Linked DNA regions of Homo sapiens: region 2 is linked to region 1. The links are chromatin loops, found by intact Hi-C in ENCODE. Cell type or tissue: PC-3. All regions are shown on one strand.

What was found. Hi-C counts contacts between places; a loop is a spot of excess contacts. Peaks named below come from ENCODE experiments on the same cell type or tissue, not always from the same donor. Only the 100,000 strongest peaks of a DNase experiment are listed, where the experiment ranks them.
Region 2: a loop joins it to region 1, with 3.0 times the contacts of the local background. A loop is called at or near these places in 8 of 110 quality-filtered maps.

What each region holds. Positions count from the first base shown.
Region 1 is chr5:59,668,887-59,676,886 of GRCh38, forward strand. The region is part of intron 1 of PDE4D (phosphodiesterase 4D); the gene reads right to left. Among named protein-coding and RNA genes, the nearest start is that of MIR582, 31 kb to the right of the region's middle. In PC-3, a CTCF peak has its summit at 4,754 (motif pointing left); a DNase peak (open chromatin) is centred at 6,045; H3K27ac peaks cover 1,636 bases.
Region 2 is chr5:59,720,840-59,728,839 of GRCh38, forward strand. All of the region lies in intron 1 of PDE4D (phosphodiesterase 4D), which reads right to left. Among named protein-coding and RNA genes, the nearest start is that of MIR582, 21 kb to the left of the region's middle. In PC-3, CTCF peaks have their summits at 3,843 (motif pointing right) and 3,973; a DNase peak (open chromatin) is centred at 2,232; H3K27ac peaks cover 1,574 bases.

The sequences.
Region 1 (8,000 bases):
AGAAGAAGAAGAAGAAGAAGAAGAAGAAGAAGAAGAAAGAAAGAAAGAATTAGTTCACTGACTTAAAAACAGGCCTACTGAGGGTCACAGATTCTTTTGGAATATACATGCATATTTGGAGGACAGAATCACAAACTGTTTGACACATTCAGTTAGGTTATGAAGAAAATAAAAGGCTTTGGTTGTAATATGATCAGATGGCTAGTTCCCTTTATTCTTTATTTTTGAGATGGAGTTTCGCTCTTGTTGCTCAGGCTGGAGTGCAATGGCACGATCTTGGCTCACTGCAACCTCTGCTCACCACAACCTCCACCTCCCAGGTTCAAGCAATTCTCCTGCCTCAGCCTCCCAAAAGTAGCTGGGATTACAGGCATCTGCCACCACACCCGGCTAATTTTGTATTTTTGGTAGATACATGGTTCTCCATGTTGGTCATGCTGGTCTCAAACTCCCGACCTCAGGTTATCTGTCCGCCTCGGCCTCCCAAAATGCTGGGATTACAGGCATGAGTCACCGTGCCCGGCCTTAGTTCCCTCTATTCTAATGTAAATAAATACTCTAAATAAATGTATAATTCAAAATAAATATTTACATAAATATTGACAGATGAAGTGCTTTTTGACTCATGCTGAAGTTAACTAGCTGCCCCTTGAAAAATTAGTTTTCTCCATTAAATTATTAAAATTTAACTAATTCTGGAGTTTTTCTATGGCATGCTGGACATAATAGGAACCATGGACTTGCTGAGAGTCCTAGTCTAGGAGATTTCCTTCCAGCACCTGAAATACTTCATGGGAGACCACAGTTTTCATTCCATATTTTGATGTTACAATATGAACCATAAAAACTTTCTTCTATTTCTATTTTTTACTTTTTGCAAGACTAAAGACACCCCCCCCAATAGTCCAGAATTTTATTCCTACTTTCTTCCTTTTTCACTTGAGAATGTAGAAACAATAAATAACTCAAATCTACATTTTATCAGTCAGTGCCACCATTTAAAACACAGCATTTTGGGCATGATTTCATTTAACCCCTTAATTGTATAGTTATGATTCCATAACACTGCACACTGTCTATTCCTTAAAATTTTCTTAAGTTTTACTTTCACATTATGCAAAATTAATTAATGCTCCACTCTGTGGACTCTATGCCACCACACCACTATCAATGAATTCAGAAGAGGCAGTGGGAGTGTTGATAGAATGTAACATAGCATTATGGTAGAGTACAGACTAGATTACTTGTTTCTCAGTTTTCTCCTCTAAAATATGGAAATAATAATAATATATCTAATTCAGAGTTTTTGTGAAGATTAATTGGTTTAATACATATAAAATGTTTAGAGTAGAGCCTGACACACAAGTACTCTGTAAGTATCATCTATTATTGTTTTGTTATTAATAAAGGACTCCATTATTTCACAAGGTAGGTTAAGCATCATTAATCTGAAAATCCAAAATGCAAAATGTTCCACAATCCAAAACTTTTTGAGTGCTGACATGATGTCACAGGTGGAAAATTCCACACCTGACCTCATGTGACAAGTCATAGTCAAAACACAGCCAAAACTTTGTTTCACGTACGAAAGCATTTTAAAATATTGTATACAATTATTTTCAGCCTATGTTTATAAGGTATATACGAAACATAAATAAATTTTGTGTTTAGATGAAGGTCTTATCCCCAAGATATCTCACTATGTGTATGCATGTATTCCAAAATCCAAAAAAAAAATTCAAAGGTTGAAACACTTCTGGTCCCAGGCATTTACAATAAGAGATATTCAACCTGTATATGTTAAACATATACTAATTCTTAAATTTTTTGAGAGAAATGTAATTATAATAAAGTGGAAAAAACTATATCAGGTATGAGTATTAATATTTTGGTTTAATTACTGCAATGATCAACATAGCTACTTTAATTATTATTCTCATGAGAGTTTTTACTTTTTTTTTTTAAATAGATGGCGGTCTTGCTGTGTTACCCAGGCTGGCCTTGAACTCTGGGTTCAAATGATCCTCCTGCCTCAGCATCCCAAGTAGTTGGGATAACAGGTATGCACTATTACAACCAGCCCATGCTAATGAGAATTTTAATGCATATACACACAACATATACCCACACACTTTCAACACACATTTTCATTATACAGAGTGTTTCCATAGGTAGAGTAGAATGAGATATGAGTTCTGGTTATTTAGCCTGGCAACTGCAGCAGAGTCAAATACTGTTAGTGTATCTATCCTGGTTCATGTCCTGTTATCAATACAAGAGGCAAAGTATAAATGGAGATCAGGTTTCCATCTGGTTACAACTAACAGCATAGCCTTGATTGCCTGCTTTGAGTTAGGGGATCAAAGGAAGAAATCATCAGAGATCCAAATAGCAACTCAGGCAGGCAGATCGCCATTTGAAAAAAAATAGTAACTTCTCTACCTTAAGGAAGGATAACTCCTGTTTGGCTAGCTTGATTCCTTTCTAATTATAAAAATAAGCTTGGGGTGAGTAGCAGGGGATAAAAATACAAAGTATCATATAGGAGTTAATAAAGAAAACAATCATGATAATTATCTTTCTAAACAGTAAAGAGAAACCAAGTATTTCTTCATATTAGAAATATAATACAATTTTACAGCCAGGCATGACGACTCACACCTGTAATCCCAACACTTCGGGAGATGGAGGCAGAAGGACTACTTGAGCCCAAGAATTCAAGACCAGCCTGGGTAACATGTCCAAACCCCTTCTCTACAAAAAATACAAAAATGAGACAGGTGTGGTGGTGTGAGCCCGTAGTCCCAGCTATTTGAGAGGCTGAGGTGGGAGGATCACTGGAGCCCAGCAAGTAGAGGCTGCAGGAGCCATGATCATACCACTCCACTCCAGCCTGGGTGACAAAGGGAGACCCTGTCTCAAGGAAAAAAAAAAAAAAAGTAAAGAAATAATTTTTTTCAAAGAAACCCTTTACATTAAAAGCACTACTTATGATGGAATCTTTAGGAAATGCTAGAATTCCTTGTCCCTAGATTTTTTTCTAAAGGATTAAAATCTTCATTTTCTAGGAGAACTGACATTTAAATGTATGATTCCTAAACTCAAGATTTTTAAAAGATCTGAGTTGCTCGATAACTCTATAGCACACTCTTGAAGATGAGATATTCATGGACCCTCCCTAAATCTTGGAAAGTCTTCAGGCTAACGGCAGGGCTGGAGCTAAAGTTGAGGCAGAACCTCATTTCTGCCAGTAACAGCATGCCTAGCCAGGATTAAAAAATTTGCCAAGACCACACAGAAAGAGACTAGATGGTAAGTTGGATTTATACTTCTCTTTGCAACTGAAGGCCATTCTGAACTCCTGCCTAAAGTTGGAGAAAGTGAAGAGAGGCCAAATCCAGAAACCATTAGGGCTCAGAGATAATTATTATGGAAAACCAACAAGCATGTACCTAATGATTCCCCAGAGTCACTCCTAGAGCAAGGAATGAAATGAAAAAGTTTATATCACCCACAAAACAAAGATTCAATGCAGTCAATGAACCAAAGAAGAAAAATTCAGCTCTGAAATGTGATAATAACCTGATATTCCTCCTCAAATCTCTGGATATTTGGTTACATTATAATTTGCTTGATGCACGTATTCTTAAAATACCAACACTCAATTAAATTCATCACCTAAGAAACATGGTCATTAGTAATTATTTTTGCATAATCTCTTTTCATTTTTATTACTGCAAATTTTTTGTTTCTAAGTCCACAAAAGGAAACTTCAACTTGATGTAATACAAAAAGTCCAGAGTGTATCACAAATTAATTTATCTAGAATGTAATCACCATATAGAAAAAATGATGCATATGATCTTAAAATTGCATCCAGGTTTAAAGTTCTATAAAAAAGATAAAGGGAAGGATGTTACTATTCTGAGCTGATGATGTCTTACCATCCCAAACTGTAACCATTGAACATACACATTTATTGACAAACTGCTTTGAAATCATAACAAGATGTCTCACAAATGTATTGTGTTTTGATGCACTAGTGTCTTAGCTGTATGAAACAGCTACATCCATGTTTTTCCATCTATAAAAAGGGCAATGAAAAGATATCCTTTGAGTCACTTTTAACTCAACTTTCTAAGTGTCTCCAATTTTATAAACATGAATCATACTCCTATAAAGAAGTCTTCCACTCCACCTTCACGAGTGTATATCTTTGATCAGGAAGTTTAAATGGACACTCTATATGCATCCTTGTGCTTTTGGGGATCTGACAATCCTTTTTTTGATGGAACAGTAAATGGCCCAACTGTTTGCCTAAGACTAGGCAGAATGCAATTTATCTTCTTGGTTTGCAGAAAATGGCTATGTAAACTTTACCACATTTGCCAGTATTTCCATTCCTTAAGACATAGCTCATTGACTAGGACCCAGTTTTCCAAGCAAGTATAAGATGTTTCCTTGTTACTAGTATGTTTTTGGAAAGCAAAAGAGACCTTCCGAATTACCTCTTAGAGGCATGCTTCACTTTTGTCCTCAGTAATGATTATTTCAATATACTGTTTACAAACCCAATCGTTACTCCCTTTTTGAATGCAAAGTAACACGTGCTAATTGTTGTTTTGATGATATTAGTGAATCAAAACCTTATGGGAAATACAATTGTCTCATCTTCCAGGTTTCTATGTGAAATACTCAGAACTGCACTTGCAAATTCCTGAGCAGCTTCATTCTAAGGGAAGCATGGCGCCATCTAGTGATCATACAGAAAATTACATTTATGCATTTTCTCTCAAAGCTCTGTATTAAAATGATGAGTTGGCCCATACATTAGAATTGAAAGAAGAGAAATAGAATAAAAATTCCTAGAAACTTTACCTAGTTATTTGCTATATGCACCATCCTGCATGGTCATTATTAAACATATATGGGTTATAACAATAATAATATGACATTGTCCCTCTCTTGGGGTCACTTTTTTAACTTCAACTTACCATTGGTTTAGTCATGTAGTTTCCGAAATAAATATCTTCACATGGAACATTTAATTCCAATGAACTATATTTTTGGTTCATTAAAAGTTAATGAAGTTTTTGAAACAATTCCAAATGATCTGTAAAATATATTTACTTAAAAATGCTTCATTTTATTTCTCTAGTGATGCCCTGCTAGGATGCTACCTAAATTGTTAAATATTTAAAAACACAGAGGAAAAAGTAAGATAAAATAAATAGCATACTATTTAGAGATTAACCTATTCCTTAATATGGAAAATTATTCCTCATTGTCAGAATAAAACATATTATTGTATTTCTAGTTTAAGGATAATATTGTACAGATATCAATAGGATAAGATATGCTTGCCTAAGCCGGAATAGATGCCCACTCTGTCCCAGCAGGGTTTTTCCAGTTTTACCCTGTGGAAAGTTCTATGAAGACAAGGACCATGTCTGATGCATCTTTTCATCTCCATACGCCACTACTCACCCAACCCTCGCCCCCACCAGCACAATGCCTAGCATGTCATAGGAACTCAGGATGTTTCTTCAATGAACCAATAAATTAATTTATTATGTCTGTCTCTAAAATCATTATTTAGAGTCTATCTACCACAGGAAACAGCTTTTCACTTTTCTATTGTATGATTCTCTGCTCCTTTTCTGAGATACTCTCTCTACAAGTGGCACCTTATTTGATATTCACACTGCCACCTCCTAAATTCTTTAAAATCTTGAGTATCCATGTCCAAATGGCTTTCTTTCCATGAGTTATCCATCTTACAGAAAGGGCATTATTCATCAACACATCATTTGATGAAATAAATCCAAAAGGGTGGAAATGAGAAACTCTTATTTCTTACTCTTTTCAATAGGTAGTATTAATATTCTGTAACAAGGAGATTTCAATAGTGTAACACATAAGATATTACTCACAATTTGAAACAGGTGCTTTTGGCATTATAGGCACTTGGCCACAATGCATAGTTTAATATTTGTGTGGCTCAAAACAGCTAACTTATCTTGAAATGTTGCAGAGGAAACTTCCTTAATCACATTCTTACTGTCCAGTGACTGAGGTAAATCATGGCATACATGCGTCATTATGAATCACATACTATCTATACCTACACTTCAACTACCTGTAACTAGATTTTCACTATACGGTGTAATGAGTTTCAGTGAGAACATTCAGATAACCCATTCCTCAAGTAAATATTCCAAAAGCATTTTATTTCACTGTAGAGAAAATTTAGAAAAAGTAGATTTCTCCTTCTCTAGTATTGCTGAATTGTGATTCAAATCTATAATACACAGTAAACGTCTCAGAATACTACTACTTTTGAAGTACAAAGATTGCCACGATGTAGAATAGAATGGCTTTTTGTTTTTAACCAACATCCCCATCAGTACATTCAACTCAGCCTTGCAACTCCCACTCATAATGTCACAACTGTTTGTCCCTAAGCTAATTAAGTGTGTCTGCGAGCTGTAGCGTGAGTTATGAAGTTATCATTTCTCCACACTTTATAGCTGTTTGAAGGATATGAAATGGCAATGGACAAACAGTCATGATATTTTTGGCAAAATATCAAATGTTTTTGATGGAAAGTGAAAGGGCTTTGGAGCCCTCTGACCTGGGTTCAAATCCTAACTCTTCTACTTTATAGCCTGAGCAAGTTACTGAACTTAAGTTTCTTTATGTGAATGTGGAGATGCTCTTGGACCCAAAGTTCTAATTTTGGCACATACCTATCTTTAAAAACAATAATAATTTTAAAAGTAATTTTGAAATGTGTTGGTGAAAAACGTAGGCTTTTTTGAAAAAGGGTCTCTCACTCTGTCACCCAGGCTGGAGTGCAGTGGCGCAATCCTGGCTTACTGTAGTCTCGACCTCCCAGGCTCAAGAGATCCTCCCACCTCAGCCTCCCAAGTAGCAGGGACTACAGGCACGTGCCACAACACCTGGATAATTTTTTTGTATTTTCAGTAGAGACAGGGTCTCACTATGTTGCCCTGGCTGATCTCAAAATCCTGGGCTCCAATTATCCTTCCACCTCAGCCGCCCAAAGTGCTGGGATTACAGGCATGAGCCACCACACTCAACCAAAAAATATAGTGTTAAGAGATCACACTGTGACCTATAACATTTATATATTTAGAACACCTTTGGAGCTAACTGAGATTAGGGATCAAGATATATGTATATGTATATACACACACACACACACACACATTTAATAACACAAGCATGCACTTTTGTGAAATAGAATACGTAAGTTCTAAGCAAGGAGAGTGCAAACTGCATTTATTTTTCAAAAACAAGAAAAATACAGTCATAAGAGGTTTTAAGTAACTAGTTTTAATCAATCCATATGGTTGCATACTTAGAGTTTTCTTAGAAATACATTTTACATTTAGCATTGACCTTGGTATGTCTAATATTTTCTAGGTATTTTTCACATATTTCTAAGGGCTAAAAATATTTATTCATTTATACTTTCATTCAGTCAATAGATATTTATTAACAGCTTTCTCTTATCCAAGCACATGTTTGGGAACAGTCAACTTTTGTTTTATGATACAGATTAAACCAAAGGGACATATTAATTTGTGATCAACTAATAAACCAACAGAGAGCTTCTAAAAGCTGAAGGATTTTCTAATTTTACAGAGCATAAAGAACCATTTTATTCATTTTAAATCTCAAACTATGCTGTGTTTCATAAGGAAATCAAAGGATATATAAGGTGTATACACTTAGGTACACATATATTTTTAGATATTTTTTAAATTGATACATAATAATTGTACGTAGGGATGTTTCAATACATACAATGCATAGTGATCAGATCAGGGTATTAGCATATGTTCCAACATTTTTCATTTCTTTGGGACTATTCAATATCCTCTAAGTATTTGAAAATATATAATATATCGTTGTTAACTATAGTCATACTATAGTGCTATAGAACACTACCACTTAATTCCTCCTATCTAGCT
Region 2 (8,000 bases), 52 kb after region 1:
ATAGAGTCTAAACAAGGGCCTTAGTATGTTTAGACTTCTCTAAGATAGAATTTCCATTATTTGCTTGATAAGAATCACTTGGGTTCTATACAAATGTAGATTTCCAAGCACTGTCCTCTTGTATTAGAGGTTCTCATTTAGTAGGATGGAGAAGAGCTCAGAAACCCAGCAGTTTTAACCTTAAAGAAACTGTTATAGGAGCAAGGGCCACAGAGAAGTCTTACTAAAATATAGGGGAGTAACACTTTCAGATTTATGTTTTAAACTAATATTTATAAGTCTTGTCTATTTTTCTCAGTTTAGATCGAGTTTAGCACCTAGTGAATCTTATCTGATTGTTATAGCCCAAACTGACCTCTTCATTTTATACATCATTAAACTTGGAGTTTGAATTATACTTTTACTTATTTCCTGTGTATTATTATTTCTCTTCTATTGTCAACCCTGAGGAATAGAAAGTTTGTCTCTCTGTATTCTTCGTAATGCCTGATGCAGGCATAAGAACACAGACACAAAGTAAAATTGGTTCTATGAATTCTCAGTACGTAGCCCTAGTTTTTAGGCATGTTAATCTGGAATACAATTTTAAAAGCTAACATTTAATGAGTGCTTATGTGCTAGGGACTACTGGAAGTAATTTACTTATATTATCTCATTTCATTCAATCAACAATATTGTGAGGTAGATGCTAGTATTGTCTCCATTTTACATATAGGAAAATTGGGGCTTAATCATTTTCCAAGGTAGGCTGGGTCCAGATCATATGCCCTTTATTACCAAGCTACACTGCTTCTCCCTACCCTGCCCCCTAAAAATGCTGTTTAAACAATGAATAGATAAAAGAAAGCAACAATGAGATTATAATCAGTAGCAATAATTTTTGAAATAATTAGGTCAGAGTCCTGCATAAAAGATGCTACTATAAACTATAAAGCAATCCAAATTATTCTAAATATTCCCAGGCTGAAATCTGCATCTGCCAGCTATGCATCATTGACTCCTACCTATGCTCTTGATTAAAAATCTCCTCTGTGTCTTCACATTCCCAATGGGAGTCGCATATCAGGAGAGGCGCATCCATGGGTGCAGCAAGAGTGACAATACATCACAGCCTCGACATCTGTGACAAGCCCAGCCTTTTGACAGTCTAGTGAGGGGGTGTGCATCTTGAATATTACCAGATGTGTCACAATCTTTGTTCCCCAAATACTTACTCCCTTTTGGATAACAAAACAGCAGAAGACACTACTCAGAACAATTAAAAAGGTTTGAATATTCCCATACCCTATAATTAATCTTCATTCAATCACAAGCATTTCTGTTCAATCTATTGCTTGAAATGAAATGCTAATAAGGCAAGAAAGCACAACTTTAGGACAATGCCAAAAATGGCCTTCGTTTCTCGTCTTTTGACATAAATAAGATGCTTTTGATCATATTAATGAGTGAGAAATGTGCAAGTCTCTAATACAAGATTCAGTTAAATTACATTCATCCTTGGAGATGAACAACCTGAATTTAAAAGGACAATTTAGGCTGAATAAAAAGTCAAAGCACAGTGCAACTAAAAGTTTATTCTAACTTAATTTAAAGTATTCTAGAACCTTTGCAAATCTTCATTGTCACACATTTTCACCCTTTTCCTCCAGTAGTTTTTTTCCCAACTTCTGCCATTTCTTTAATTCTTTCCATGTTCCTATGATAGTTATATTTATTCTGGATTTCCTATGTCTTTAAAAATTGTTTTAGGTGCTGGTTATTATCTATAAGAAATCTAAAGTGAGTAGAATGATCTGTCTCAAGACATTAAATAGACCTTGTTGGGGTTTATTAATTATTTCTTATAGAGTTACAAACAGTTTAGAGGGCTTATAGGTGAAACCTATCATAAGAAACAATGTTATATGTTGAACATTTAAGCTCCTTGTATACCAGGACATTACTAGGAATTTCACTTGAATCTAACTGGGCTCAGTATACTCCTATATACCAAAAGCCTTTATTGTTGAAGGTGCATAGTAGGAATTCAGTATATATACATGGAATAAACGTGTTTGCCCTTTTTCTGTTGTTGAATGCTTTTGGAAATTCAAGGAATGAATGTGAATGCTTTCTGATTTTTTTACAATTGCTTCATTATTATATAGTCATGGTTCAGCCTTCTTTATAAACTAATAATCTTACTAAATGCTTTCAACACTGATCAGGATGTGACTCACCTCTGTGTCAAATACAGAAGGTACTGAAGTCACATCAAAACCAAAGCAATTTTCATCCCTCATATTCAGGTCTAGTGGAATAGAACAGGAAAAGAGAATCTGCATATACCTTCAATGTTCTTGGGTGACAGAATACCTTAAAAAAACAAGTATACAAGGCGTTTCCTAGGACAGTCAAATGATGAAATATGGGCTTCAATCTCCTGGGTCCTCTAGTTTTCTCATGACCAGTATGTGAATATAGGCAAATTACCTGAATAACTCAACATGTTTTCTTACCCATATAAGAAAAGGAGAGTAAATACCTCATAGAATGTGGTAAAACTAAATGAGACATTACATGCAAAGCATTTAACACAGAGCCTAGAACAGAGTAAATGCTCAAGAAATACGGACTATTGTTATATTTCTGGGATTTGGATAATTTTTACTAATGTGGATAAATACAGATGAGGCGATCCTACAATGAGAAAAACAGAAGTTGTGATGTGTGAGACTTTTCATTTACATACAAACGGATATGGAAAATGGATTATGGATGCAATGTCCCTGATAGGAATGGCAAGGGCCTATTTGGGCATTATACTTTATTCCTGAATCATAGAAGAAATCCTATCACCAAAATACCCATATGGGTTTTCACATTAAAAAATATTTAAACACTTTCTTTAGAGATGCATTCTGAGACCCACGTAAGGAGTTGTCCAAACTAATATTGAATGCATTTGACATGACAGCTGGGTTTGAAAAAGTGCTTTCAGCAAAAGCAGAAGCCACTGGTTAACTTTTCTCCTTGTAGTTAATTACATTAAACAATTTTATCCCAAAAAGGGAAAGAGAGATTAAAATCCAGGTTATGGAGCATTCATTGAGGTTTTCTTTTCTTTTCTTTTTCCTTCTCTCCTTCCCTCAGGTAGCAGAAAATCATGAGCTTAAAAAGAAGCTGACCTGGCAATGTTTCCCAGACTTCTTTTATTCTTGACTTGGAAAAAGGAAAAATTGAGGGATTGAGGGATGGTGATTTTACTTGGTCCTTCTAGGACCTATTTGAAGACTCTTCTAGAGTCAGGTGTTGGTTGAGGTTCACAGCTAATTAATCACTGGAAACCTGGAGAGAATAGCCTGAGGTATTACAATAACCTAGGTATGAAGGTTTCTACACCCCAAATGGCCAAATTGCTGGCTACTTCTGGGATTATCTGGACACCTGAATCCTAAAGAATATGAAGTCCCAGGATCACTTCCTCAAGATGTCAAATTACTCTGATAGAGAAAGATAATTTTTATCTTATTTATTTTTTCCTTTCCAACCTTTATTTTAGGTTTAGAGGGAACATAAGCAGCTTTATTACATGACTAAGTTGCATTTTGTAGGGGTGTACAGATCATTTTGTCACCCAGGTAATGGGCATAGCACATGATAGGTAGTTTTTTGAGAAAGATGATTTTCAAGCAAGACTGGAAACAGAACAGGTAGCAGTTAGAAAATACATGTTTTTGTTTATTTATACTTAATTATGCATAAATAAAAGTGTAAATTATGAAGTCACGATGCCAGTAAATGCTTTTATTGGCTTGTCCACAGATGTCCTCCCTTCTCTAACCCCCTTTCTCCCAAAGTGGGTGTGAGTGCACCACCAGGTGGTGACATAATGAAATGACACATAGGGCATATAATGTCAGGCTGAGGAGAATTTTGGAGGTTCCAAGGATTGCTGGAAATAACTGCACAAACATGGCTCTATTACTAGAGCTTTTGTGTACTTGAGGTTTTATTTTTGTTTTTGCTGAAGCCCAATACAAATATATAACAACATTAAATTGCCATTTATGACTAGAATTTTAAAACCTAAGTCAAACATACTTTCATTGAACCTGGCTCTGCTTTTCATTTATTTTGTCACACAGGGCAAGTTATGTAATATTTTTGAACCTCACTTCTTCATCCATAAAATTCAGGATAATAATGGCTGCCATGAAATAGTTTAATTGGACCTTAAGACTGACTATCTCTCCAAGATTCTTTCCTCTTCTCCCTCCATTCCCCACCATCTCCATTGTCTACTTTGTTCCTTGGCTTTACCTTTCCTTCTGGTTTGCCCGGGGGGGATAAATACCCACTTGTACATCACCTCCTCAGGCAGCGCTGCTCAGCCCATACCTCCGTGCTCATGCCAGGACTCATATAGCCTTTAGCCTTTGCATTCTCCACACTGTTTAGTGTCACTTGTTTCCCTGAGTTTTGCTCACTGCTGGGCCTGTAGCACTGGGTCCATATTTCTATGCATCTTATTAACCTAGGCATTACACCCAAGATATAAACACATTGTAGATATTCAGTGACTTTTTGTTGAATATTTTTAAAGTATAACAAAAAGCCTTTGAAATACCAAGCAAAAAAGAGTACGTAAAAGAGCAAGAGGACTTTCTGAAGGAGTATATTCATTGCCCAAAAAAGGAGATCTATCCCTTGAGAGAGAACTGTAAATCTCTTCTACTCAGCTTGCAAATACAACTATTAAGATCAATGGAATGCACTGCATATAAAGTTGATTTATAGCCCTGGTTCTTTGTAAATGTTAATAGTAAACCTAATTTGAAATGTTATTTAAAAAGAAGCTACCATTTCAGTCTAAAGCATTTACTTTAAATCATTAAAAATTACTTTGTGTTCCTTCTCATTGGGATCTCTTGGACTTAGGAAACAATTTGAAATCCTAAGGGCTTTATTTAATTAAACAAACTCCATAAACATTAAAGTTAGTTGTTTTTTTTCATATAAATAACAGATAAGGTCCCTAAAAGATTGATTGGAATAAAGAAGACATTGATTTGAATCAGTCTCTAAACAATTATGTGACTTTGGCCAAATTAGTAAACTTCTGAGTCTCAATTTCCCCATGAAATGGTTAAGACCACCCTAAGGACTGCTATGAGGGTTGAATTATTAATGCCCACACCACTGTGTCTGGCACTGAGAAGGGTTAGCTCTCTTCTTTCATTTCATCCACACCTACTCTTCAACATATACATTTCTCTAAAGTCAATGTGTTTAATTTTTTTTAAGTTCAATGCTAACAAATATTAAATGCTTCTTTTCCCAACACTATAATTTTAACAAATGAGTTTCAGGCATATTTAAAAATGAGTTTCAGGCATTAGATCATGTGAACATAACTAATTATGTGAAACATTTTTGTCCAACTTCTACATAAATCATAGCTTCAAATTATATGGTCATAAGCCTACAAGATACTCATTGCTATGCACTGAATTATGTCCCCTTCAAAATTCACTTGTGGAAGCCCTAACCCTTTATGTAATAGTATTCGGAGATGGGTCTTTTGGGAGGTGATGAGATCATGAGGGTGGGGCCTGCAATGATGGGATTGGTGCTCTTATAAGAAAAGACACCAGAGAGCTTGCTCTTTCTCCACCATGTCAGAAGGCACTGACTGCAAGCCAGGAAGAGGGCCCCCAATAGAACCTAAACATGCTGGCACCCTAATTTCAGAACTTTCAGCCTCCAGAATTGTGAGAAAATTAATCTGTTGTTGTGTAAGTTATCCAGATTATAGTATTTTGTTGTAGCAGCTGGAGCTGACTAAAACCCTCATGTGCCAACGTAATATCGTTTTAGTTATAAATTTAATATTGATACAACTTTAGCTAAAGGAATAAAATCTGTATGAGAAACAATATAACTTTTCAACAGTATGAAGATATAGTTCTTCTTATTCATAAACACACATATACACTTGCATACATATATGTAAACTATATTTTGAATATAGAAGATCAACTATATAGAAGATCAACTATATAGCCATCTAGTTTAACTCATTGATCATTTAATTCAACAGAGTTGAGCGCCTGCTATGTGCCAGGCAATGCACTAAGCACCGATATACAAAGATAAGGGAGATACATTCTTATCTTAATTGAGCCCACAGCCCAATAGAGGAGAAAGTCAAAACATACGATATATAATAAGGTATGATAAATGCTCCAGATTATAACTAACATAATATTAAAAGTTGTTCTCATACTGTAGAACGGTTCTTCCCTAAAACTGTATCAACTCCACCTAAATTAATCCAACAATAGCCTCCTGACATTTTTACTTAGAGAGACTAATTTAGCAGGCATCTAAGGCAGAATAAAGTGTTTACCTCAACTTTTCTATCAACAATGTTAGAAGTGGAAAATACAACATAATTTTTGAGTCTCAGCTCCTGTCAATTTAAATGAAAATAGACAGTTGGTTCAGCATATGTTGATTTCTTAAAATCAGAAATAGATTTTCCCAGCAATACGCCTCAGGGAAAATAAAATGTGTGGGCTGGTTTATCCACGCATTAAAAGCAAGCTTCCAGCTGATGTTTGATTACATTCATGAAGAAAAAAATATTGTAATGAGAACATCCAATTACTCTTTCCACAGGAGTAAAAATTTCTGGTCTGAGAATTTGTTTCAAATCAGTGGTTAGAACATAAACAAACAAATAAAAAAGGGGAAATAAGTGAGAATGAGATCCTCAGAACAGCTACTAAATTTGAGTAGGCAGAGCATGGTTTCTGGAGTCCAAAAGCCTGTTTAAAGTCCTGACTCTAATGTCTACTGGTAAGGTGCTGGTGGGCAGGTTTCTTACCCTCTGTGAGCATGTTCTTTTACTCAGCAGTAACATGGAACCAAATAAGACCCATTGATAGAGTTGCTCAAAAGTTCAAGAGAATAATTTGAATTCTCTTTCTCTCAATGCATGCCATGTGTCTGACCTATGACAGGCTCTCAATACTTGGTAGACAATAGGAATTATTATTATTGGAAGGAAGAGAAATAAGAAGGAACAGCAACTTGAAAGACTACTATTGGCTTCATTGAAATAGGATCTTTGCATTTTGCCTTCTTTATCTTTGCATCTTGTCTTCTTTTTACTTTCTCTTCACACACGTGACCTAATAATAATAGCATCTGTAGTAACTGTTGTGTTATCATACAGTAGCACCCAGTTTTGTAGGTCTTATTTTACTTAATTTGTAGTCAGTAAACATATTATCCCCATTTGATAGATGAGGAAATTGAGGCTTAGACACGTTAAATGTCTTTCCCAGGTCACACAGTTTGGAAGAGATGACATTAAGACTTGAGCTCTGATCTATCCCGACTCTAAAGTTCATGGTAATATGAACATAATATAAAAGGGAACATAGTATAATACAAAAGAACATAAAAATAATACAACTTATACAATGTTAACTTTCAATTCAGCCCTCCAATGTAATCTGAAAGATCTTTGGTTTGATTTAAAAATCAAGTCAAATCTTTGTATGGCATTTCTCCTGGGAGGCTCAAACAAGTAAACATTCTACCCTGACGTTGTTCTTTCCTTTTCTCTCCTTTCAAGTTATTCAAATGCTCAGTAATAAGCAGCTTTCAACTGAATATGGTGGGGCAAAGCCAGCTGCTCTTTCTCCATGTGGTAGCTCAGATGGACACCTCACTCTTGGTGTTACTGTGTAGCTGTACTCCCTTAATAGCCTGGCCAGCTGTCTTACATAAACAATTATTCATGATTTTAAATTATTAATAATTTAGAAGGAAAACAGATTTCCTGTGACTATATGGCACAATATAGTACATAAAATTGGGTTTGAATATTTGTTTTCTGCACATCCTCTATAGTTATAAAATGTAACTAATGATTTGTGTTTAATTTGTCTCTCAATCCAATTTTGGTAGAGCAAGATTTAAAATAAATGGCTGTAGATTTCCTAATT